Regions from separate parts of the Homo sapiens genome. Here regions 1 and 2 are each linked to region 3. A link is an interaction called in ENCODE POLR2A ChIA-PET data of the cell type or tissue named here. Cell type or tissue: MCF 10A. All regions are shown on one strand. Each heading gives the region's core, and the rest is flanking DNA. Links, peaks and the distances in the headings are about the cores only.

Region 1 (7,996 bases), core at 1,660-6,659, 210 kb before region 3:
CAAGAAGGAATAAATGAGGGAAGGATGGTAGGAAGGAAGGAGGGAGGGAAGGAGGAAGAGAAGGAAGAGAAAGGGAGGGAGGGAGGGAGGAAGGAAGGGAGGGAGAGAGGGAGGAAAGAAGAGAGGGAGGGAGGGAGGAGAGAGAGGAAAGGAAAGAAGGGAAGGGAAAGGGAAAGGGAAAGGAAAGGGGGAGGGAGGGAAGGAGGAAGGTAGGAAGGAGGGAGGGAGGAAGGTAGGAAGGAGGGAGGGAACAAAGGCAAGGAGTGCAGAATTATCTTATTGGGTGGTCCAGCCTTTTAAATATCTGAAAGTAATTTTTAAAATTCAACTTATATAAGAATGTGTCTGTTCATAAAGAGATGTGAGGCATTAGACACTCTGAGGTGCTACGAATACTATATTATAACAAAGGCTAAGATAAAAATCTCTGATGTTATGGATTTTGCACCACGTCACCTTAGAATCAAATCACATTTCGTCCTCCTACTCTTTACCCCACATGGTAAACATGGGGTCAGAGGTCTTGGATTCTGTTCTGACCTCTACCTATCATTTATTATGTGGTTTGGGGCTAGTGACAGCTTCTCTAAATGTTAATTTCCAAGGCATTGTACATGGTTATTGCTGTTAAATTAAACTATATTTGGCCTGAGGATGCCTCCGTACTTAATAGGCCCAATATAATGTACTACAACCAAGTAACTTACTTAAAGCCTAATATAGGAATATACTTTTGTAACAAGTAACTGAGTCTCAGCCAATCACATCAGCCAATCTTCAGTCAATCACAGGCTGTCAAGTGATCAGGCCATATTCAAACAAGGCAAATATCAAGCTGTTTCTGTATCTCACTCTCATTTTCTGTCCATAAACGTTGCCTGCCCACAATGCTAATTAGAGCTCCCTGAACTCTTCTGTCTCTAAGAGCTTCCCAATTAGCAAATCATTTCTTGTTCAAACAAACTGTTAAATTTGTCTAATTTCTTTTAACACATCTAAGGTCCCTATAGTTATAGAATACTATGATTTCATGATTATATGGAACATCCTACTGTCTTATTATGTCAAGTATATCATCATTTTACAATTTTACAATTATTTATTTCCCACATTAATATTTAGAACTAAGTTGAAAAATGAAATATTTTTTGGAACACAATTATCTTAGTTTTCTTTCTTTTACTATAAGTGATGGTCTGAGATTTTCTCCACTAGATGTTATATTCTCCTTTAAATTTCTAAATGCCAATGTACATGTTTGAGAGGCATTGCAATATCCAGAACTTTCTCTCTTGCCCACCAAAAAATAACCAAGAAACATTCCTGTGTGGTCAGTTGTCTGTGCCCAAATACCATCGTCATTTAAATAAAGACTGACTACTCTTCCCAAAATATACATCTATTATCATCATTATGATTATCCGCACTGATGTCCCAATATGTCCATTTGTTTCAATATTCATTTTTATACAGTTCAAATGCTGTAGTCACCATAGAGATCATTGTCAAGCAGGTGCTATGGCTCATTCTCTTATGGCTAAAGAAAACATTTTTTTAAAATATCCACATGGTATCCAGGTTACATCTTGATAATCACTTTAAAACTGAGCAAAAAAAAGGCAGATGGAATGTTGTTTTTCTTTTTTCTCCTCGTCTTCCTTTATTCCCTCACATTGTCAGGATGGCTCCATCCATTCAGATGGCAGGACTGTTCTGAATGAAGGCAGACCTGCACCTTCGGCAGTCATCTCTCCAGTTCAATTATGGTGCTTTAACAGGGCTAATTAGCATTCCTCAGAGCTGGAGTTCTTTGAGTGACAGGTAACCATGGAGAGTCACACTCCTGTAGGTGATCAGCAAGAATCTATCTTTTCTTTTTAATTAAAAATTAGAAAAGCCTTAAAGAAAAAGCATAGCATTTACTAACGTATGCTGTTAGCCCAAGGTTGCCATGCTGGAAAGAATAACAATAGTGTCAGAAGAAAACTAATGCCATTTCCAAAGGAATAGAGAAAAATATCATGGTAGTCAGATACAAGAAATATGTTTATCATCATCCCTGATAACAGATACCCAAAAGGAAAACACAAAATAGCAAAAGATCATCTGTTCCTGAGAGTTTATTTAGATAATAATTTTCTTCCCTTCAAAATTTGAGAAATACTATTGTATTTATTAACAATAGTTGTGTTCTTTCCTATCATTTAGAAAGTATTAGAACTAGAAATTTAGAATTGCATATGCAGTTATTACCGAATAAAACATTCAGTAAATGTCAATTGCTGATGATAAGAGATATCATAACAAAATTAAAAAGTATTAATAACCTATTCGATCCTAGGAAAGATTAGAAAAATTCCATAATGCACCAGTATTAAACCTGATCTTAAGAACTGATGTCAGCAGACAATATGTATCTGTCCAACAAAGTGTGTTTTCTAAGTAAGGCAGACAAGTGAATTAAATATTGTCACCTTAGCTTGGTAGCTCAGTTTCAGGAAAAAAATAGACAGAAATTTTATAACATTTTAACAGCATATCAAGACACTTTTTCTATTCAAAAACAAATAAGTAAATAATCTGAATAATCAGAGTCCATTTTAACTTTCCCAAAACTGAAAAGGATACTGTTCTATTTTCTTTTGGTTCTGTTCATCTTATAAAAAATGTAATTTAACATGCCTCTCCCTTCCTGTTTTTACCCCAAAGTAGGATTATTATAAAAACACTCTATGCTGTTACTTCTGGAAGGCATAAAGCCAGGAAGCTCTTACAGTGTTATGGGAATGCCTAATCTCATGAGCTTGCCAGCCTTATTTAAACTATGAGGGTGGGAAAGGATGCAAATCACGTCACAGCAAATTCTTCAACTGTTAGTTCAGAACAATTTCCATTATGAAGAATTCACTAATAACACAAAATGATAAAATCAGTTGTATTATTCTGTAGGTTAAATGAAGAAACAGATTTTAATTCCAAAAGACTGTCCCCCATAATTTGGGTCATTGTCCATCAAGTCATTTGTTTAATTCTGTTTATTTGAATTTGGTTTCTTAATAATTCCTCAAATTTTCAATTTTCTACAAGAATTTTATAGAAAATAGATTTCCCTCTCAACGTTTATAAACTTAGCTTCAATAAATTTAACTTGCTAATTACTATTCACTTTAATTTGAAAATACAAAGGATGATTATATCCCAAGAATCTCAAAACTTTATTTTTTCCTGAAATTTTTTCCATAGCCAATAGAATTCAGATATAAGAATAAGAATGTCTCATGTTTAATAATATGAAAAAGTTATATTCTGAAGCATTTTATTTTGTAGCATACTATTTTTGAATCATAATAGAGAGAGGTAGCTGTTGGTTCTATATGTTACTTCCTTTGATAGCTACTACTTCCATGCATAATGTATATCAATTTTATTACTAATAATGAAACCAAATTAGTGGAAATGCTGAAGTGAATGGAAAATGCTATGCATTTAAAACAAACCCATTAAGAATCAATGCCCCATTTTGTTTTAGAAATAACTGACAATTTCCAATTATTTTTAAAACAGCAAATTGAATTATTGGATCTTTAGAACTGTTTTTATTCACTTTCAATACTAATTATTTATAGGCTAATCATTCTTAGCTCTCTGTCTACATTTTTCTGCAGATGCTATAAGAAAAATTTTTCAAGTTGAACCATGTTATGATAGATTATACTTATTTAGTAAAAAGGAGACAGGAATGGTTGAGTGCTCTGAACTGTTGACATGGCTGATCGCTAATCACTTTACATCTTACATGAAGTACTGCTTCTTCCCTACTATGACAGACAGAAGAAATATGCTTGTAACAATGGTTACTAACATTTTTTCAGAAAATGTTGATAACCCAAAGCTAGCTGCTGTCCCATCATAGAATATTTTGTCTTGTTTTCCTCCTGGATGTAGTCCTTCAGATTTTCCACAGTGATTCCCTACATCCATAAAAGGTCAAAAGCATGAAACCGCCTACTGATGTAGTTTAATATTCACATTTTATAGGTGAAGAAACTGGGGCACAGAGAAGTTAACTTACACTCAGGTAATTAGTTTCAGGGCTAGAACTGGAACCAAAACTCAAGATTCAGAGTTCCTGCATCAACAACTTCTCCAAGGATAATTCCATTCTATTCTGCACTCTCACTAGATTCCGTATCAACTTGTCATGAGTTGACTCAGAGAATTGACTCATAGCGTCAACAATAGCACAAAAGCCATACCTTGCAACATCCTGCCATACAACACCCTCTTGCCAGATCCAAGAACTTGCTTACTTCAGTGTCATTAACTTATGAAGATATCGATTCCCTAACTTGAGCTGACAGGGCATCATTGTTCTTTACCTTTGTGACTCACATTACTTTTCTCACATTGCTTTTATAAATACTCTGCTTTTGCCATATTTTATCATAAAACATTAGTCTTCTGGTTGGAGGGGGTTGGAAAGAAAGCACTTTCTTGACTCCCTAAGATACTACAATTTTGGACATATCATGATTAAAGAAAAAATTGAAAAATTTAAGTGGTAAAATTAAAACATTAAACAAATAAGATGTTGCCTAAGAAAAATACACAATTTTATTATAAAGACAGTACAAAACAATAGTGTATTTGAAAACTAATAAATATCCTTCAATGCATGCTTTTTGACCTGTTAATTAGAAGAGTATATGCCGGGTTATTTTTCTGTAGTTAAGACAGGTAGGAAAACCCACGACACAAAAATAAAGATCATGTCATTTCTGTCCTGTGTGGAAAATAATATATTATGTTTTTTTCTATTAAAATCCTTTTTTCTTCCATTTTTAGTGACTGTAATAATTTTCTCTATATATCTATGAAGTTCTATATGCTAAACTAAGGGTTGTATACTAAACAATGTCTAATCTGTGCATATCAACATACATGTGGACACCTGTACACATACACACAACTAAATCACCATTCAATAAATTCGTCATTTTGGTTCTATTTGGCTGCCACACTCAAATACCTTTCAAAAGGATAGAGCCATGAGCAGAGAAAATGAAAAGACAGAAGTGAGGCCTAAAAGTAATTATTATTTGAGAAAAAAAATTAGCTGTAAACATTTGCATTTTTAAGAGGAGACTCATAGAGGACATAATGTTATTTTAAAATAATAATTATTACTGCTATTAAATTAATACATGAATGAGTATATTTTAAATCCAGTATGAGTCTTAACTTCTAGAATTATCTCCCTTATCCCCTAGTCCCACTTCACAAAAGTTGTCATTTTTAAACAGTTTTAGTGCACCCTTCCAGGACATTTTATGATGGCATATTAAAAACATCTGAAGTGTTTTCTTATTTTTAAAAAACGCCTCTTCTGGCTGGGTGCTGTGGCTCACGCCTGTAATCCCAGCATTTTGGGAGGCCGAGGTAGGTGGATCACAAGTTCAGGAGATCGAGACCATTCTGGCTAACATGGTGAAACCCCATCTCTATTAAAAAAGACAAAAAAATTAGCCGGGCGTGGTGGTGGGCACCTGTAGTCCCAGCTACTCGGGAGGCTGAGGCAGGAGAATGGCGTGAACCCGGGAGGCAGAGCCTGCAGTGAGCCAAGATCGCACCACTGCACTCCAGCCTGGGTGACAGAGCAAGACTCTGTCACAAAAATAAATAAATAAATAAATAAATAATGCCTCTTCTAAATGGCTGCAGGAAGAAAAGCAGGAAAAATAGGATTCATAGACAGGAGACAAATACACATAGTACCCCAATATAAGAAAGGAAGGTCCTTCTTGTGGAGGGTAGTAGATTTCCAACAAATGAGTTATTAGGTTTATCAACTGGTGGTAGAAAAGAAGCAAATCTTGTATCAAAGGATTCAAACATTGAATGAAATCTTTTATGTCCTCTCCAACCTCAAGAAACTAAAGAAATTAAAATATTCAGATTACATATATTTTAAATAATGTTTGAAAGCAAATTCTTTGTTTCCATAATTTTTATTGGGATTCAGTCAGAAGTTTCTTCTGACTTAAATTATTAAATCTATGAAGAATATTATCAGATTTTCTTAAATATAAAGAAAGAAGGGAGGAAACAAAAAAGGAATAGTTGAAGGAAACACAGAAAGGGAAGAAGAGGGATAAAATTGAAATGTCAAAAAAATCCTTTGCTTTTCAAAATTTCCAACAGAACTCATATAAGTAGTATTTAACTGTTACTGACTCAGGTCAGAGTAGGAAGAGGAGGAGAGGAAAATGAGTTAAATCAGACGAGTAGAAGAATAAAATAAGGAAAGGACAGAAAATTAGAAAGCGGAAAGGGAATGAAGACCAAGGAAAGGAGGAAGCTGTTGCAGTTGAGAAAACTGTCATAGCAACTGACATCAAATCAGGCAGTAGGACCAGCGACATTTCTTAAAGATAATATAGAACTTTGATAATGTGTCCCCAACAGTTGTCCAAAAATATTTATTTTCAAAAATCAAAGTAAATAGTTTTTAAAGTAATAGTAAATGCTTTGCTCTCTTTCATATTTTAATCCATGGAATTCATAAAATTGTTTTGTTTTGTGGATGAAAGTATCTGATCAGGTTGAATGTTTATCTTCTGATAAACTTTTCCAACTGTTCAGAGAATATGGTTATGATTATACAGCACTGTTGAAAATTAAAGTGCCTAAATTACCATACATGGTTAAAAACAGACCAGACTTTTAACATATGCAATGCTTTTTACCAGAAGTCGAATAACGTCAGCGTCTATGAAACTACTGAGTTCAACTTATTAATCTCTGTGCTGCTGAACAGCCCACTAAATCTCTCTTTTAAACTCACACATGCCCCCTGTGTCTGCTGCGTCCTAGCATATCCGAGAATGGATTTTCCATTGAACGTTACTGCCAAAGCACTTTTTCTTCTGGCACCAGCAGAGAAATTGAAATATACCTTATAGGCTTAAAAGATAAAATATATTATGGCTTAAGAGATAAAATATATTATGAACTTCAGCAACCCAAGAAAATGTGGGCAATGTGTAATAAAATTTGAGATGCATAGACACTTGGCTTGATCAAATTTTACTAATTCATTCAGAAACAACCATGTTGGATTCATCAAGCTTTTCAAAGTTGAGGTAACAGTTATTGAAAGCCATTAGTTCTATCATATACTTTTTCCCACCCCATTTGACCAAATAAATTCTTACCCAAGTGAGACCTTTCTTTAGAGCAAACTCTGAAGGGTTTGCAATTCAAAAAATGGTTTACAAAGGTCCATTGTTTTGTTCTGGCCACTGCTCAAAAGTAACTTCAAAATTGCCTTACTAATTGATCTATTTCACATCATTCTGAAAAATCTGAACTGGCTCTTTCAGGTTGGTGATCTCCCTGAAAAATCTGCTTGTAAGGCATATCTGTCTATACTCTCTCATGATGACACAGCGTCCCCTGCCTCTGTCAACTACAGCTAAGTACAAAGCACTGTGCTAAATGCTACTAAAAGAAGAATTAAGAAAATGTGTGGACAATCCCTGTTGTCTAGAATCTGAAAATTTAGTAACGGGATTTAAATATATACACACATATGTACAGGCCCACACAAATATATATTATGCATTATGGATGTTTATGTACATATATCGTGTATTATGGATGTGCATGTGTGTGTATATATATATATATATATATGTATATATACACACATGCACATATTCATAATTCAAGAAAGAAAATGAAAAATGCCGTGAGAAAGATAGAAAAAAGAAAGTGGTTTAGAAGCACAACTGAGAGGGAACATGTTTTCCCTGTGAGGCAAGATGAAGATGTAGTCAAAATTAGCAAAACCTTTATGGAGAAGGTGACATTTGTCTTTAGAACTGGGTATGGACCTATGGGCAGAAATGGGGAGGAAAATATTCTAGGCAGAGGGCACAGAAAAATAAAAATCCAGTATTGTTGGAGAAACAGTAAGTTGAGGAGCATGCTGTCC
Region 2 (7,996 bases), core at 1,051-6,050, 55 kb before region 3:
TTTGAGAATACTAAAAACTTTTTAATTTCTTCTTTATTCCTTGACCCTTAAATAGTACACTAACAACTGCACTAAACAATGTGGTGGGTTAAACTTTATTTCCTTTTGATCAATCCAAGAAGAATCAACGGAGCATAACTAAGGGAAAAAAAGTAATTCTGCCAAGAATACCTACTTAAATGATTCATGTTGGCTTTATTTTTTTAAAAAAATATGGCTTGAATATCCCAAATAATTAAGCATGATAATTTATTTAAAAATAAATAATATAACAATTTAGTAGAGTATGAGTAAATAAATCATATTTGTTAACTTTTACAGAAACATCCTTTAGAACACAGCGTGGCTGTTAACAAATGATATAACACTTGATGCCTTACTTCCACTTTAGAAAGAATACCACAGACTTTTGTACATCAAAGGATTATATAATAACAAATGTGAAAGGGCACTGGCATCTCTGGAAAAATGTCTTGAGTTATTGTTACTACTGAGACCTTTTTAGAGACAAGACACTCAAGATAATTTTTGTTTTAATTGCTTGCTTTGATGTGCTAATACTTTTTCTTTTTTTAATGACTGTTTTAGAAGATGCTATTAAACACTTGAAAATAAACAAAAGCATATATGTTACACTTTGAAGTGTAAAAATATTTAAGTGACTTTCAAAGTGAGTATCTTTAATTTCAAACTCAGATGGCTATTTCATCATCATTAGTCTAAGGCTTTTTGCCAAATAGAAAGTCAAAGTTTAAGAATATTTAGAATCTTATTTACCTGAGGGAAGGGCTACCAAAAATATGTTGCTACTCAAAAAGAAAAGGGCATTTTCCTTTTTCTATTAATTTTCAAGACCTCCCCAGGTGTTTACTATAAATCTTAAATAAGACTAACAAGACTGAATAGGGGTCTTTAGTCAGAAGCAACAAAAAGATTCACACCAATAATCAAAGCACTATACTCAAAGGCAGGAGTCAGTTTGCCAAAAGAATAAAGTTATAACCTAATAGTTATGTGTGGAAACTATACTAAGCTAAAGGTGAAAACATCATGTACCATGACCCATGATATCCTACCTGTATCGGAATCCGTTTTTACTAATCATGGATAGCCCTAGTCAGACTGGATGAAAGAAAAGTATTTATGAAAGTGATGAAGAAACGTTAAAAAAAAAAGTATGCAAACAGAAGGATAAGAAACTTAAATAAAATACGAACTATTAATATACAAAAATTAATGAGACAAACTTTAAGACATAAATTATTTAATTGTAGCATTTACTTTGAAGACAAACAGGTAAATACGCCAATTTCTATAGTGTCAGAAAAGCAAAGAACTTTGGAAAACAGCTAGGTTTAAAGAATCTGTATTATTACTGTGTAAAATAAACACAAGCTATCTAGCTTTGGGAGTTCTAACTACTTTCACCTGTAGTTTGCATAAGTGACACCAATTATTGGAAATATTCACACATTCTCTCCATTTAAGGAAGGATGGTAGGTACAGTTGGAATAATAAACAGGCTCTGCTCCTGGTTTCAGGACATAAAGCAAGTGACTGGCAGTGAGGAATGTGCAGAGAGAGGCTTCACAGAATCCACAGGGGGGCAACTGAAAACACTGAGGCTTGAAGGTTCAGAGTTTACCAAAAGCAAAGGTAATTTTAACCAGTAGCTCTGGGAAACCTGCTGTACATTAGGGGTTTGATATGAGTGTGAAAGATTGATGATAAGGAAAAAGAAGAACAAATGCTAGCATTTTACAGAGATTAGCCCCAGCATAACACCTTAACTGCAACACAAACTGAACTCAAGGACGACCCAAGTGAAGGGAGCAGAGGAAAAGAATGATTAGGAATTCTACTAAGCTAAACTTAAAATGTAAAAAATGTTAATGTACAAAAATCCTTTTTCAGTGAGCTGCTGGAGGTCACTGCAAAAAGTTACACACTCAGTTAACACTGATACTTTAAATTTAGATACTGATTCTTAATATAAATAACAAGCCTCTTTATATTAAATAAGCATGTTTTATTTCAATATTTAAACTACATATATTCGTTAGTATATATTAAAATGTAAAGCTAAGGATGCTACTCACCTCTTTGATCAACAAATTTCCAACAGTCATTATATAAGATGAGTAACTTTGTATTCTGCACTATAATTATTAATAGGATAAATTCATAATTCACTAGGGAACACAGGCCTAAGAGGGAGGTCTACTGTCTCCTGACACGCTTCTTCATATGCCCCTCCGTTCTGGACAAGGACTCACGCTGACTGACACTGAGCAAAGAGGTTCAGCCCCATCACGTAAACTGATTAGTCCTTACCTCTCTCTATCTAGCAGAGAGGCCTAAAAGTTTAAGTGCTCAGGAAAATTTGCAGTACATTTAAATGCAGTGATATGTTTTCAACATTTCAAAATTAATGAAGATATAATTATTTCCAAAAACCTTTTTCAGAGATTCATGACAGCTGTGTCTACGATTACTGTTGCCTCAAGAATGTTGTGACTTCTTTTAACAGCTGTACAAGAAAAGAGAGTTATGGAGTGATATGATTAGACATTAAAATGATCATGCGAATTACTGTCCTATGTATTGAGAAGCTTGAAGACTACAGCACATGTAATTCCACTTATCTTTCAAGAATTTATGATTGTAGGTAAAATGAAAGTACATTTTGCAATAGCAGATACTTATGCCACTTTAACCTTCGGACATGAATAAAAGTAGGAAATGGATGATAACATTATAAAAAACAGAGGCTGACATTAGAGGAAAACTGGTAACAACTAAAAATCTTACCTGACCTTTCTTTATTCTATATGAATATTACATTAAAATATACTAAGACAGTCATCCATATGTAAAAATCCCTTTCATTACATTGACTTATTCTAGCTATATGAGAAAAGTTTTATATGGTATATACTCCATAAACAATAAATATATTCTAATCTTTATCCTGAATAAAATGAAGACTGATATTTAGAAGTTCTGCAATATGTTTAAGTGAACCAACAAGTTCTGCTAACATGTTGCTATTATGGAAGATATCACTAAATTGATAATTTTCATCAGAGCAGGTTATATACAGAATAGTTTAGCTAACAATTTAGCACTGTAATCTCTGCAAAAATTTGAATGAAAAAAGAAAACAACGACTGAAGCATCCTCACATGCAGTTAGCTTTGGATTGCTTTTTTGTGTGTTTTTTAAACAAGGGAGGCAGCACAAAACCAGTGAAAGATAAATCTCTTTCACATCTTACATTTGCCACTAACTAGTTAGGACCATTTAACTTCTCTTTTTATTTCCTTCCCTCATCTGTAAGATAAAATGAGAAAGATGAGCTGATCTCTGAGGTCCCTTTTGCTTTAAAATTCTGTACCACTTACAGAAACTCTACAAAAATCCATCTGGAAAACAAAATGGAAAAAAAAATTGTCCTTTTTAAACTATTACTTAGGACAGCTGAGTGAGAGTGTTTTAAGTCGGAGAGTACAAACAAACGAACTGAGTTTAGAAATATAGTTTCTTTCTCCTAGAATCAGAGCAAACTACAGAAAAGAAAGCTTTGAATATTCCTTGCTGGGAAAATTAAAAGGAGACAAGTCATCTTACACCTCAGTTCGATATAAACACACACACACACACACACACACACACACACACACAACTTCAGGGAATAGGACTTAATTTCCATTCTTTCCTTCATACTCATGAGTCAGCCCAGAAATTATGTTGGCAGACAGAATGGAGAGAGGCCAAATTTATTTCATTGTTAGTAGTATTAACTGAGGTCAATATAGAATGGCTGAGTAGGAGATCAATATTTCTTCTGCAAAAGACATTTATAAAATAAAATTTGTCATCTTTGAAGTGCAACCGATAACATTTAAGAGCTTTAATAATGCTGAGGAAAAACACCTAAGCATATTTTATTGTTATTGTTGCTGTGCTCCAGGCCCTGTGTTCAATGCATCCTATGTATTATCTTGCTGAATTTTAACAAAAGTTTACCATGCCCTGTTGCATGGCATACACAATTCTAGGTCCTGTGGTGACAGAAGTAAACAGGACAAATCCTTGATCTTGTGGGGCTCACAGTCCAGTGAAAACGGGGACTATTATAAGGTAGTTTTATAAGATGTTTCAATTATTATACTGCTTTAGAGAGAAGGCATAGGGAAGTTGGTCAGGTAACTTGCCAAAGATCATAAAACTGGTAAGCTGTAGACCTGGAATTCAAACCTAAGTAGTTCTTGTCTCTTGCATTTAAGCAGATGGTTATTTCATTATAACTGACCACTGTGAAATACAACTGAAAAAAATATCTGTATCTTTCCAAATTAAGAAGCAGAGAAATCTTCTAAAAGTCACAGCATGTACATAAGAAAAACCAGGAATAAGGGTCCAGGTTCAATGGGCCACATGTGAAAATTATGCTACTCTGCAGCTACGCTGATTTAAATAAATACCTGTTATGGCGGCTGGGAGGTTAAAGGTACACCGTTTAAAATTAGATAATAGCTCCTTACCAGAGCAATTACTTAAGAAGGGATTGAAAGTTAAAAATAAATCAGTGAAAGCAGCCTATAGTACTGACTGAACATATGCTGCCTTTACAGCTCTCAACCACCCTGAACAACGAAGGGGAATAAGCCAAAGATCTATCTAGAGGTGCTAGGAAAGGTGTGGGAAAAACAAGTATGTGACCACAGGTGGCACCTGGCACCAAAAATGAAACTGTTTTAATGCCTGGTTCAAGAACACTAATTTTCTAAGTTGAAATCAGAGGATATATCACACTTGGAAATAGTGTGGGCAACACGAATTGTACACTCAAGAGACTCTAGTGTGAAAATTCTGATATCGAGCTTGAATGATGGCCATGCATTTACTCTGCTGGCAATATTACAAAATCAAAGAACCATTTGTCTCACTGAGAAAGGTAAACAGCAGTTCAAGCAATCCTATAACAAAAACAAAAACAAGAACATAATTTCCTCCCAAGAGGTTTCAAATATTTGTTTAGCACAAGGATCAATATCAGAGAGTTTTAGTTAGCTTTTTTTTTTTTAAAGCAAAAATCTGTCTCATTTTTAGGATGTACAACAAGCACATACAAGTAAACTCACACACAAACATGCAGTAAGCTAACAATGAAAGAAAATGATTTGTTTATAAATTTTTATTAAGCCAAGTGTGGCATTTTCTCCCTTGAAAAGTAAATGTAAATTACAATGCAATAAAGTACCTATAAAGACCTATAATAAAAATGTGAAAATCTAAAGTCAAAATATCTCTTCAAAAAAGAAATATTTATTTTCAGTAAATGTAAACTTCCTCTAATTTTGGAACCTCTTCCACAGAACCTCTCTAGCTTTTTTTTGTTTGTTTTTGTTTTTGTATTGAGACAGAGTCTTGCTCTGTTGCCCAGGCTGGAGTGCAGTGGCGTGATCCACACTCAGCTATTTTTTTGTATTTTTAGTAGAGATGGGGTTTCACCGTGTTAGCCAGGATGGTCTCAATCTCCTGACCTCGTGATCCACCCGCTTCGGCCTCCCAAAGTGCCGGGATTACAGGTGTGAGCCACCGCACCCAGCCTAGAACCTCTCTAGCTTTTAAACAATTTCACCTAATTATGCTTTAGAGGAGGATATGAATGTCTCCCTAGCTGTCGCGTCCATTAAAATGTCTATTAAATTAGTCTATTAAAATGGCGTTACAGGCAGAAATTTTGCCTCCATGATCTTCGCCTCTTGGTGCTATACCTGTTTATGTTACGGTAGTGGCAAGAGACTTTGCAGCCATAAAGGTTGAGGACTTCATAATAGGAAGATTACCCTAGATTATCAGTAAGAGATGCAACAGAAGGGGCAGGGGAGATTCAAAGTGTGAGAGGGACTCTCCACCACTGCTAACTTTTAAAAGGGAGGAAGGAAGCCAGGAGCCAAGGAATGAGGGCAGCCTCTAGAAGCTGGGAATGGCCCTCAGCTCACAGCCAGTGAGGAAACAAGAACGTCAGTCCTACAAAACCAAAAAACTGAATTCTGCCATAATCTGAATAGACAAGAAATGGACTGAACCTCCAGAAGTCCTGCAATCCTACAGATACCTTGATGTTAGCCTGGTTAGAGTCATATTGGACTTCTGACCTACAGAACAGAAAAATAATACGTTTCTGTTGTTTTAAGCCACTAAGTTTTTGGTAATGTGTTAGGGCAGCAATTGAAAATAAATACAAACGTGTTAATGATTCATGCATTGAGTGGGAGAATGAAACACTCAATTCTATGTGGTATGGACCTACCTCACACCAAGAATTACATAAGGACCGAGGGGGTAAGAGAAAAATGCATATGGTTCAAAAAAAAAAAAAAAGTGTGACCTCTAAAAGCTCACTGGATCATTTTGGGATGGTGTTCTTTTTTGTCAGGGGTGGCGGAGCAGGAGAAGCCAATACATTTGCCAAAAGAAGAATAATATGGTTAATAAGGCAATGTATACAGGTTTAAATTATGGTCCTTTGTAATTTAAATGAACTCTGGCTTGGTCACTGACAGAAATCTAAACTTGATAATCATACCTATCTCAAAGAGATGTAGAATAGAAATCAGTTAATGTGCTACATGGCACTTAGTCCATATGAGTATTTGAAGCTTGATAAGTAACTATTTTTTATTATAAATGTTTTAAATTGACCAAAATAAGCTCTTATCAAAAGCAAGTCCAGCAGGGATAACTGCAGATTTATTGATCCAGAGAAAAGTCACCAGGGATCAATACTCCAGTGAACCTCATGAATCTTTCTGGATTTAAAGATAATCTCTCTGCTTAGAATTTTCCAATTTAGAAAGATGTAAATTTCCTAACGGCTCACTCTTCATTCACCACTACCACCCATTCCCATTAAGAGAGTTAATTACCCTTTGGTTGCAATAGCTACAAATATGTCACAAAAATAAACAAGTAGAAAAAGGATACAAGCAGTATTTTTAAAAAAACTGAAATTAGGTATTTTTCCTCTATCTCAAAGCCATGAACAATACTCATATTCATTATTTCTGATTCTCCTCTTCCTGAACAAATAGGAGAATTACATTTCCCTGTCCCTTTGAGATACTCATTGCCATGAGATCTGTTTTGGCCAATGAAATGTGAATGGAAGTAATCTTTTACATTCAAGCAGAAGGGCTTAATTAAGAGCCAGTAAGTGATTCTCCATGCTCTCTTCCCCTCATGGGATCACAAAAACGTATGTTGATATGAATATAACACAAGACTGAAGCTGCCTGGAATGCCAAGTCACCACATGAAGGGACGTCAGCTACCTTAAAGACCAACAAGCGTCTACAACTCACTGTGGGTGACAAAAGATTAGAACATACTTCATTGCTAAGCAATTGAGGCTTTTTTGTATTGTTTCTTCTTGCAGCATAATCTAACCTATACTTACTGATACACTTAGTCAAATTCACCCTTTATGTATGTAGTCTGTCTCTAAGCTTCATTCATTTAATCAATATTTATTGAGTATCTATTACGAGCAATCCCCTCTTCTAGGTATCTAGGATACATGAGGGAACCAAATACACAAAGATCTCTGTCCTCATAAAACTTACATTTCGCTGGGAGAGACAATACATACAAAGCATAATAAGTAAATTACACGGCATGTCAGAAGATACTAAGTCCTAAGGAAAAAAGAAAAAATAAAATAGGGTAAGGTTTAGGAGTTCTAGGGGTGGAGTGGGAGTGAAGCGGGGGCAGTCAGGTTCAGTTTTAAATAGAGTGATCTCAGTTTTCTCATCTGTAACTTACTGTACCCACAACACTGAGGAACAGAGGAGAAAACGTGCTTTAAAATGCTCAGAAATTTTTAAATGCTATACAGTACTCGTATTCATTGCCATTACTGTTATTGTTAATATTTAGTAGCAACAGAGGATTCTCCTGGGTCACTATTATAGGAAATAAGGGAAGT
Region 3 (7,996 bases), core at 1,237-6,236:
ATGGAGAAGTTTGTGGTTCCGACCTCCTGATCCTATGTATGTGGGCAAGGGAGAATAAGTAGCCTCCACTTGAGAGGGTTACAGGGGAAGCAGTGTCCTGGGGGGGAGAAGTGTGTTCCAACTGAAGCAAGGAGGTGGGGAAAAATTAAAACTTCAATAAGAAAGGGAGAATGTAGGTGGTTACATGCATAATGAAAGACAAATTCTGAAGATATTTATGTATTTTCATGTTCATTTTAAAAGCAGGGCTCATAAAGAAAGTGGACAGGTTGATTTGAAACCAAGTTTGTATTCACTCAACAAATATTTATTGAATGCCTACTATGTGTACCACTCTGGGACTAGGGAGAGAGCTTATACCCTAAGAGAAGAAAAACAATGAACAAAATAAGTGATAAGGTGATACATTCTATGGAGAAAAATATTGCAGGGTTGACATACTGTGTGAGTGGGAAGATTCCATTTTCATTGAGTGATCGAGAAGGTGATATTAAAATATATACTTGAAGAATATGAATGAGCAAGCCAATGGGAAACTACTGAAAGGCTTTAAACAGACGTGACTGACTGAAATATTGCTGTATTGGGAATAGATTAAAGGGGAAAGGAGCGAGGATGAAAGCAAAGAGATCAATTAGGAAGATACTGCAATAAAATAGGTGAAAGATTAAGTAACTTCAGAGTAGCAGCAGTGGAGAAGAAAAGAAGTGCTCAAATTCTAAATATATTTTAAAGATTCGGCCTCTGGTATCTGCTAACATTAAGTATGAGACCAGAGAAATAGGAGGAAGTTAGGAATGGCTCTAAGAGTTTTAACCTCAGCAACTGGAAGGATAGACTTGCCACTGAGAAGGAGAAGATGGTGGGCTGTCAGTCTGGAGGGAAATATTTAGAATTCAGTTTGGGCAGCATTAGGGTTGAAACATGAAAATTTGATGCCAAGTAGGCAAATGGATACATGAGTTTGGAATTCGGGGCAGAGGTCCAGGTTGAGATACAAAGAGTCACCAGCATAGAATCATGAGACTGGAAGAGAACACTAAGTAAGGGATATAGATAGAAAAGAGGTCTAAGGAACTGAGCCTTGGGGCACTCCACTGTTAAGTGTCACCTTCTCAGAAGGTGAGAAGAAATCAATAGAGGGACCATTAAGACAAGAGAACAATAAGATTCCTGGAAGCCAAGTGAAGAATAGGTTTCAAAGAAGACAGCATAATCAACTCTATCAAATGCAGCTGCTAAGTAAAATGAGGCCTGAAAACTGGACTGGATGGAGCAGGAGAGGTAACTGTAACTTGACAGGAGCAGCTTAGGTGGCACAGTGTGGTAGAGAGCTTAATTAGAGTAGATTTTAGAGAGAAAGGAGAAATGGGAGACTGAATTACAGAAAAACCTTTCTGGGAACTTTGCTATAAAAGGGAGCGGAGAAATAGGTTAACAACTCGAAGGAAGAGTAACTTAGACTGTTTAAGGGGTTTTCTTTTGTTTCATTTTGTTGTTTAGATGGGAGAAGTAATAGCATAGTAGCACGGACCCAGTAGAGGGGGTGCACATGGGAGGGTTGGCCTTTGAGAGCAGTGTGGATAGTTCATCTGGTAACAACAGAAAAGGCAGATGAAGTGAATACAGATTCTGGGAGGAGGATAACTACGGTAGGAGTCTGTGGAGGTTCTCTTCTGACTGCTTCAGTTTCTTCAGTAAAATAGGAGCAAGGGCATCAGCTTAGAGCTAGGATGAGGAAAGGACATGTTATGGGTTTGAGGACAGAAAATATACAAAGTGGGAGAGTTTGGAGCCAGGAAAGTAGGGAGTGGATGCGCTAAGGATGATTGCTGAGCAGCATTAGGCTTTGAGTTTCATGGCCATAAATTTAACCTATAGCAAGAGTCTTCTTTCCTCAAAAAAGCTACTGCTCTTTCTGTACCATCAATAAAGTTATTCAATGAAGGAAACTGTTACTAGGAGAATGAAACATCTAAATTTCTGTAAAGACTTCCAAAAATAGAAGCACTCTACTCAATGCCTATGACAAACACCTTGGCAAAATCAGTTTATCAAAAGAAACAAGTTAAATGACACTTACTTCACAAAGAAAGTAACTCCAGAAGATAAACTAGAGAAAAAAGAAGGTAATATAGTTATCAAGTCTAAAATTCATACCCACTCAATAGAGAGGGATACTTTCTGGCTGGCCTACAATGAACCCTGATTACTACCCTGAACATGCTACTCAAGGTAAACTTTATTTCATCCCTCCACAGTCACTCCACAGAGATGCAAAATAGTAAATGGATTACAGTCTGAACTGCCATGAAGCTTAAAGGAATGGTCAGTCTACCTTACTGGTTAAGTTGCAAGACTCCAAGATAAGATTTTCATACTTTCCACACTGTAAGAATAAGGAATATCTGTTTTTTCTACCCACAGATCTGAGTGACATGTCTTTTCTCTTTCATAAGTAGCCAAAATATTACACTATCTTCAAATTAAAAAAAAATAACCTAGGCCTCTGATCATATCACAATGAAAATTAATCCTCCTTCTAATAACTCGCAAAAATTCTTAAAATTGTACTCTGATTATAATTGGTTTATAATTAACTTTTTGGAAAAAAATGTGACTCTACCATAGCCATCTTCACCCAATAACCATAAATCAAAATACTCACAAAATGTTAATTGTAAACTTCCATTGTTTAAAATTAGTCTTACAGTAAAGAGTAAAAATTTTACTATTTCCCAACCACCATCTTTATACAGTTTGAATTTTTATTTTTATTTTTAAAAAGCTAAATCCACTGTTCCAAAAACAAGAGTCCAAAGGCAATGAAAATATACAGAACAAGAATCTAGTCAAAATATCCTTTCAGTACCTTCTAGATGTTAGTGGAAAGAATCAAGAAAGGAAGAAAGGGGGAAAAGAAGGGAGGGTGGGAAGGAGTGGAGCTGATAGAAAAAATTTCAAAATACATTAATAAAGAAACATAAATCTCACATTCTAAAACAAAACAAAAGGAACTTACACTGTACCAAAAATGAGACCACATATTATACATTATGGGGTGAGAGTATTCATTTTGAAACAAGAAAAAGAATGGATATGCCAACAATATACATCACTTATCATTATAACAGGGAATTGGTATTTGACACTCAGAAACTTGACATCCTTAGTTTTCTGTTTATGCCCAGACTTCTATTACAAAAGTGAAAGAAGTCACTGGGCTAACCAGATGTTGCCATATCATCCCCATTATTCAGGCCAGTGGTGTGGAACAAAACAAAAAAAAGGTTGTCAAAGCTGAGCAGAGGCTGTCCTTTCCCAGTCTTCTAAAATAATGCTACTGAGAGCAGTAACGTTTTTCAAAGACTTAATAAGCAATAATGCCTATAAGCTCTTGTCAGGTAATCTTTCTTACACTGTCTCACACCATCAGTGTGAATGCAGAGAGGAGGGGAAAAAAATCCTTCTCCCTTCCCCCACCTGCCACAAGGCAGCTAGAACCTGGGACGACACTTGCCTGTTTCCAACAGGGAAAGAAGTCCACCCACACAGGAGCAGCAGCAGGAGGCATAAACGAAAGGAACAGTGTAAAAAGAAATGCAGAATCGCTGCTATAATTTTGAAATTTATACTGTGGGGCAGCCCAGTGTCTCACAGGAAAACAATCACTTTTATTTTTCCTTCCTACTGCCACTCCGACCTTTCCTGGTTGGTGAGTCAGTAGGAGGCAAAAATGAAAGTGCTTACTTTTTTTCCTCTTTGAAACACAAGGTTGTTTAAAACTGTGAATCTCAAAATCATAACATGAACTACCTAATTTTTAAAAGTGTTCTTTTATTGCCTTTGCTGGAAATAATATGAAACAATAATGTTTGTGTATGTGTGTAAAATGAGTCCTAAGAGGTCTATGTTTAATAGATATGTTTGTTTATTATAATCTTGATAATTTATGATCATAACATAAATATATATGGGGACTTAAAAAAAAAAATTCTTCTTGAAATCAAAATATTGGCCTTACTTTAAGCTAAAGGGTCTTTTTACTCAATATAGACAATTCAGACAGGTATAACAAAGAAAAGCAATGTAATAGTGCAATTAAGTAAAGGACTCATTTCATTGAGTCCCTGGTTGGTTTCAATTACATATTCTTATTGAGCCCCTGCTACAGGTGAGAAATTGAAGTACCAGAGGGCATCCAAGGTAAATAAGACACAGTCCTTTCCCTCAAGGAGATTTTAACCTAATAAGAGAGATAAAAATGACACCAAAGTATCAGAATACCAGAAGAGAGATGCAAAGAAGATACCGCCACATTTCCAAGGAAAGACTGCTTTCAGAGGATCAGACAAAGCTTTATGGTAGAGACGGCTTTGTTGTTGGTCCTTAAAGGATGGGCAGGATTTAGAAAATTGGAGGGGAAGATGGAGGGTACAAAATCAAAATCAGCAAAGTCATACAAGCAGAAAAGATCGTTTTTTGTAGACGGTTATTCTCTAAACAGTGCTTCCATGAGAAGTCAATAGATGCACTAAAAAAAAAAAAAAAAAAAAGGATCCCATAGACAAATAAGTTTGGAAAACACTACAGCCTATACCACTCTTTGAAATTCATTCACAATGCACACTAGTGTAGGAAAGGCTCTGAGGAAGTACTGCCACAAAGTCACTGTTTTCCCCAAGTCTCTCAAACCTATTTGACTATAGAACTCTTGTGAAAGAACACTTATCAGTAGCCCAAAGGCATGTTTTCAGAAATACCGTCCAAACAAAATTGGGACAAGGTTAGCAGAGTATACATGAGACATATTGTAGAATGCCTCAAACACCAAGCTGAGAAATATAGTCTTCAGGAACAACAGCAATAAAAATGAGGTATTGCCCTGACATGGGGTGGCAACTGTTATTTTAAACATGTCATTACACGTTAGCTTTATGACAAGTATTCATACTGAATGCAGGATGCTAAATAATGAATATGTGTACATTTTTTACTAAAAGATTTTTTTATTTCATTTTATGTTATTAAATACAAGAAACAAGCAAATATATCACAGGAGAAATACACTACAAGTGATAGGGAGAGAAAAGTCACCATCATGGAAGGCAGCTGTGGGCAAGGCAAGATCAGCTCACTAAAGCAGGGGCAGGTACAAAATGTACTGGCACTCCCAAGCTTAGGCACAGTCTCACCTTTTTTTTTTTTTCCTCTTCCTTCCCTAAACCTAATACTAACGCTCAGAGCTTACAGGTCATTCAAATAAAGTTAAAAGCTAAAGCTGCCTTTTTGTTTTCATGTTTGTAAATGGGAACTAAGCATTATCAAACAATATTTTAAAATAAATATTTCTATCAAAATGGCAAACTGCACCCTAAAAATATGTGCAATTGTACTGTATCAATTAAAATAAATAATATATTACACATAAATAATTATATCTAAAAAGTGTACTAATTACACCTAAAACAATTATACCAAAAGCCATAAACAAAACTGAAAAACAAAGCAAAAAAAAAAAAAATGCTGATTAAAACTTGGAAATTCAAAATTAGCACTTTTGTGCTACTTTATTTCCTAAAGGAACTGTAAATGTACTACTTTCTTACACATATTTAACACAGATTATATATAGTTCTGCCCATCTTAATTAGGATAAATTACCTGTGGTTGGAACTGAGGAACAGGTGGCCCTTGCATTCCTTGTGATTGCTCATCCATTGTCTGAAGCAACAGGAACTTTAGAACTCTGCAAAAATGTAAAGTTGAAATTTAAATAATGTAATCATTACCAATTCACATCATTCATCATACACCGACACATGCATTCAAATGCTAGAGATTTACTTGATGCTTCAAAAATTCACTGAGATATACCACACTCTTTTGCCATTTGCTAAATCCAAGCTCTAGTTAGCTCCCACAAATATTCACTGTCTCAACCATTTCCACTTCTCCAAAAGCATTATTTGCTTAGAAAATCCTGTTTCCTGAGATGAAATTCCTTCTTCTGCATTCTGCCTTTTAGATCAAAGATACTTTCCTCTACCCTGCCACTATGAGAAGCTAAGTAACAGAGTAAGCTCCCTAAAATTATGCTCAATGTTTTACATCCCTAAAATGCACCTTATCTTTATAGTCTAAAAATGTTAGTACTTTCTTTTATCCAACTGCTTACTGTGATTTTTTAAATTTAAACTTAAAAGGCCAGTCGTCATATGAGTGTCTACTCTTTTACGCATACTTTGTAATTATAAAGCATTTCATCCATTAATTCAGTATACATAGGCTGAAGGTAATTGCATGTCAGGCATTGCACAAGACTCAAAAATTGAAATATTTAATGACACACAGCCCTTACACTCCAGGAACTACATTTGCACTGATTCTACTCAACACCACGTGTTTCTAGGTTCTCTATAAATATTATTTTATGACCAAAATCTAAGACTCAAAAAACTAGCTTCCCTTTTAAATGGGATTAACTGATGGAACAACTAAAACACATCTTCACTTCATCATACTCTTTAAAAACCAATACAAATATTCTGGGCATGGTTCATTTGTATTACAAATTTCTTCCTCTACCCTGTGACTTGTCTTTCTAAAACCTTCCCAATGGTATCTTTCCATGAACTAATGAATAGAAATTCATAATTTTAATGTGGTCTAAGTATTTAAACTTTTTCTTTATGATTAATGCTTTGTGTACTATGTATGAATTATTTTTCTACTCTAAGTGCTCATATTATTTTCTAATGTAAGCTTTATTTTTTAACCTTTAATATTTAGATCTACAAACCATCTGGAATTAAGTTTTTTTATGATATAAGGCAAAGTCAATCTTTGTTTTTCTTTATGGATATCCAACTGACCTCAAATGATATATTGAAAAAATTATCCTTTACCACACTGCACTGCTGCTATGGTCATCTTTGTCATATACCAAATGATCATGTGTTTTTATATATATATATATATATATATATATATATATATACACACACACATACACGTATATACACACACACATATAGGTATCTGCACTTTCCTTGCTGTTGCACTGGCTATTTATTTGCACTAACAACAATAGTACACTATACAGTGTACTACTGCCCTACAGTGTACCTACTACACTGTACTATTACTACTCTATATAAAACTACAGTATTAATTACTATAGCTTATTATAAAGTCTTGATATTTACTTAATTACGTGTCTGATTTTAATACGAATTGTAAAATCGATCAGCCTATTTCGATTTTCTAAAAAAACACTGCTGGGATTTTGATTGGGATTACGTTGACCTTAAAGATCAATTTGGGGAGAATTGACATCTTAATAATATGGGGTCTTCAAACCCATGAACACAGACTATCTCATTTAAGTTTCTTTCAATAATGGCTTCCAGTTTCATTATACTGGTCTTTCACATCTTTTTTCAGATTATTTCCTAAGTGTTTTATATTTTTTGATACTACTGTAAATGGTGGGGTTTTTTAATTCAATTTTCTGATTGTTAGTATATAGGAATAAAACGTTTTTTGTATATTGACCCTGTATCTTGCAAAATTCCTAAACTTCCTTATTAGTCCAAGTAGCTTTTCTGTAGTTTTTTTGCCTTACTACAATAGATAGAACATCCAGTACAATGAATAGAAGTAGAGAGCAGACATCCTTTCCTTTTTCCTAATCTTAGGAAAAACGTATTAAATCTGTCACCAATAAGTATTATGTTAGCTATACATTTTTTATAGATGCCCTGATTTATCAGGTTGATAATTCCCTTCTATTGTTTGCTGGAAGTTTTTACAAAGAATAGATGTTAGATTTTTATTAAAAAATTTGTGTATCTTGAAATGATTACATGTTTTTTCTTTTTTAATCTGTTAAAATGTTGAATTATATTGATTCAATTTTGAATATTAAAGCAATATTCATTTGTGGGATGAACCCCACTTGGTCATGATAAATAATCATGTTTATGCAGTATTG

What was found. Peaks named below come from ENCODE experiments on the same cell type or tissue, not always from the same donor. Only the 100,000 strongest peaks of a DNase experiment are listed, where the experiment ranks them.
Region 1: POLR2A ChIA-PET joins it to region 3 with 5 read pairs; 1 of 35 experiments calls an interaction of 5 or more read pairs at or near these places.
Region 2: POLR2A ChIA-PET joins it to region 3 with 7 read pairs; 1 of 35 experiments calls an interaction of 5 or more read pairs at or near these places.

The regions. Positions count from the first base shown.
Region 1 is chr1:198,439,824-198,447,819 of GRCh38, reverse strand. No RefSeq gene overlaps it. Among named protein-coding and RNA genes, the nearest start is that of ATP6V1G3, 97 kb to the left of the region's middle. In MCF 10A, for the core only: no CTCF peak of the experiment used is centred there; DNase peaks (open chromatin) are centred at 2,779 and 4,229.
Region 2 is chr1:198,284,820-198,292,815 of GRCh38, reverse strand. All of the region lies in intron 7 of NEK7 (NIMA related kinase 7), which reads right to left. Among named protein-coding and RNA genes, the nearest start is that of NEK7, 130 kb to the right of the region's middle. In MCF 10A, for the core only: no CTCF peak of the experiment used is centred there; a DNase peak (open chromatin) is centred at 3,705.
Region 3 is chr1:198,230,306-198,238,301 of GRCh38, reverse strand. It overlaps NEK7 (NIMA related kinase 7), which reads right to left. Exons shown (of 10, transcript NM_133494.3): 2 at 5,665-5,749. The coding sequence starts at 5,721. Among named protein-coding and RNA genes, the nearest start is that of NEK7, 77 kb to the right of the region's middle. In MCF 10A, for the core only: no CTCF peak of the experiment used is centred there; a DNase peak (open chromatin) is centred at 3,701.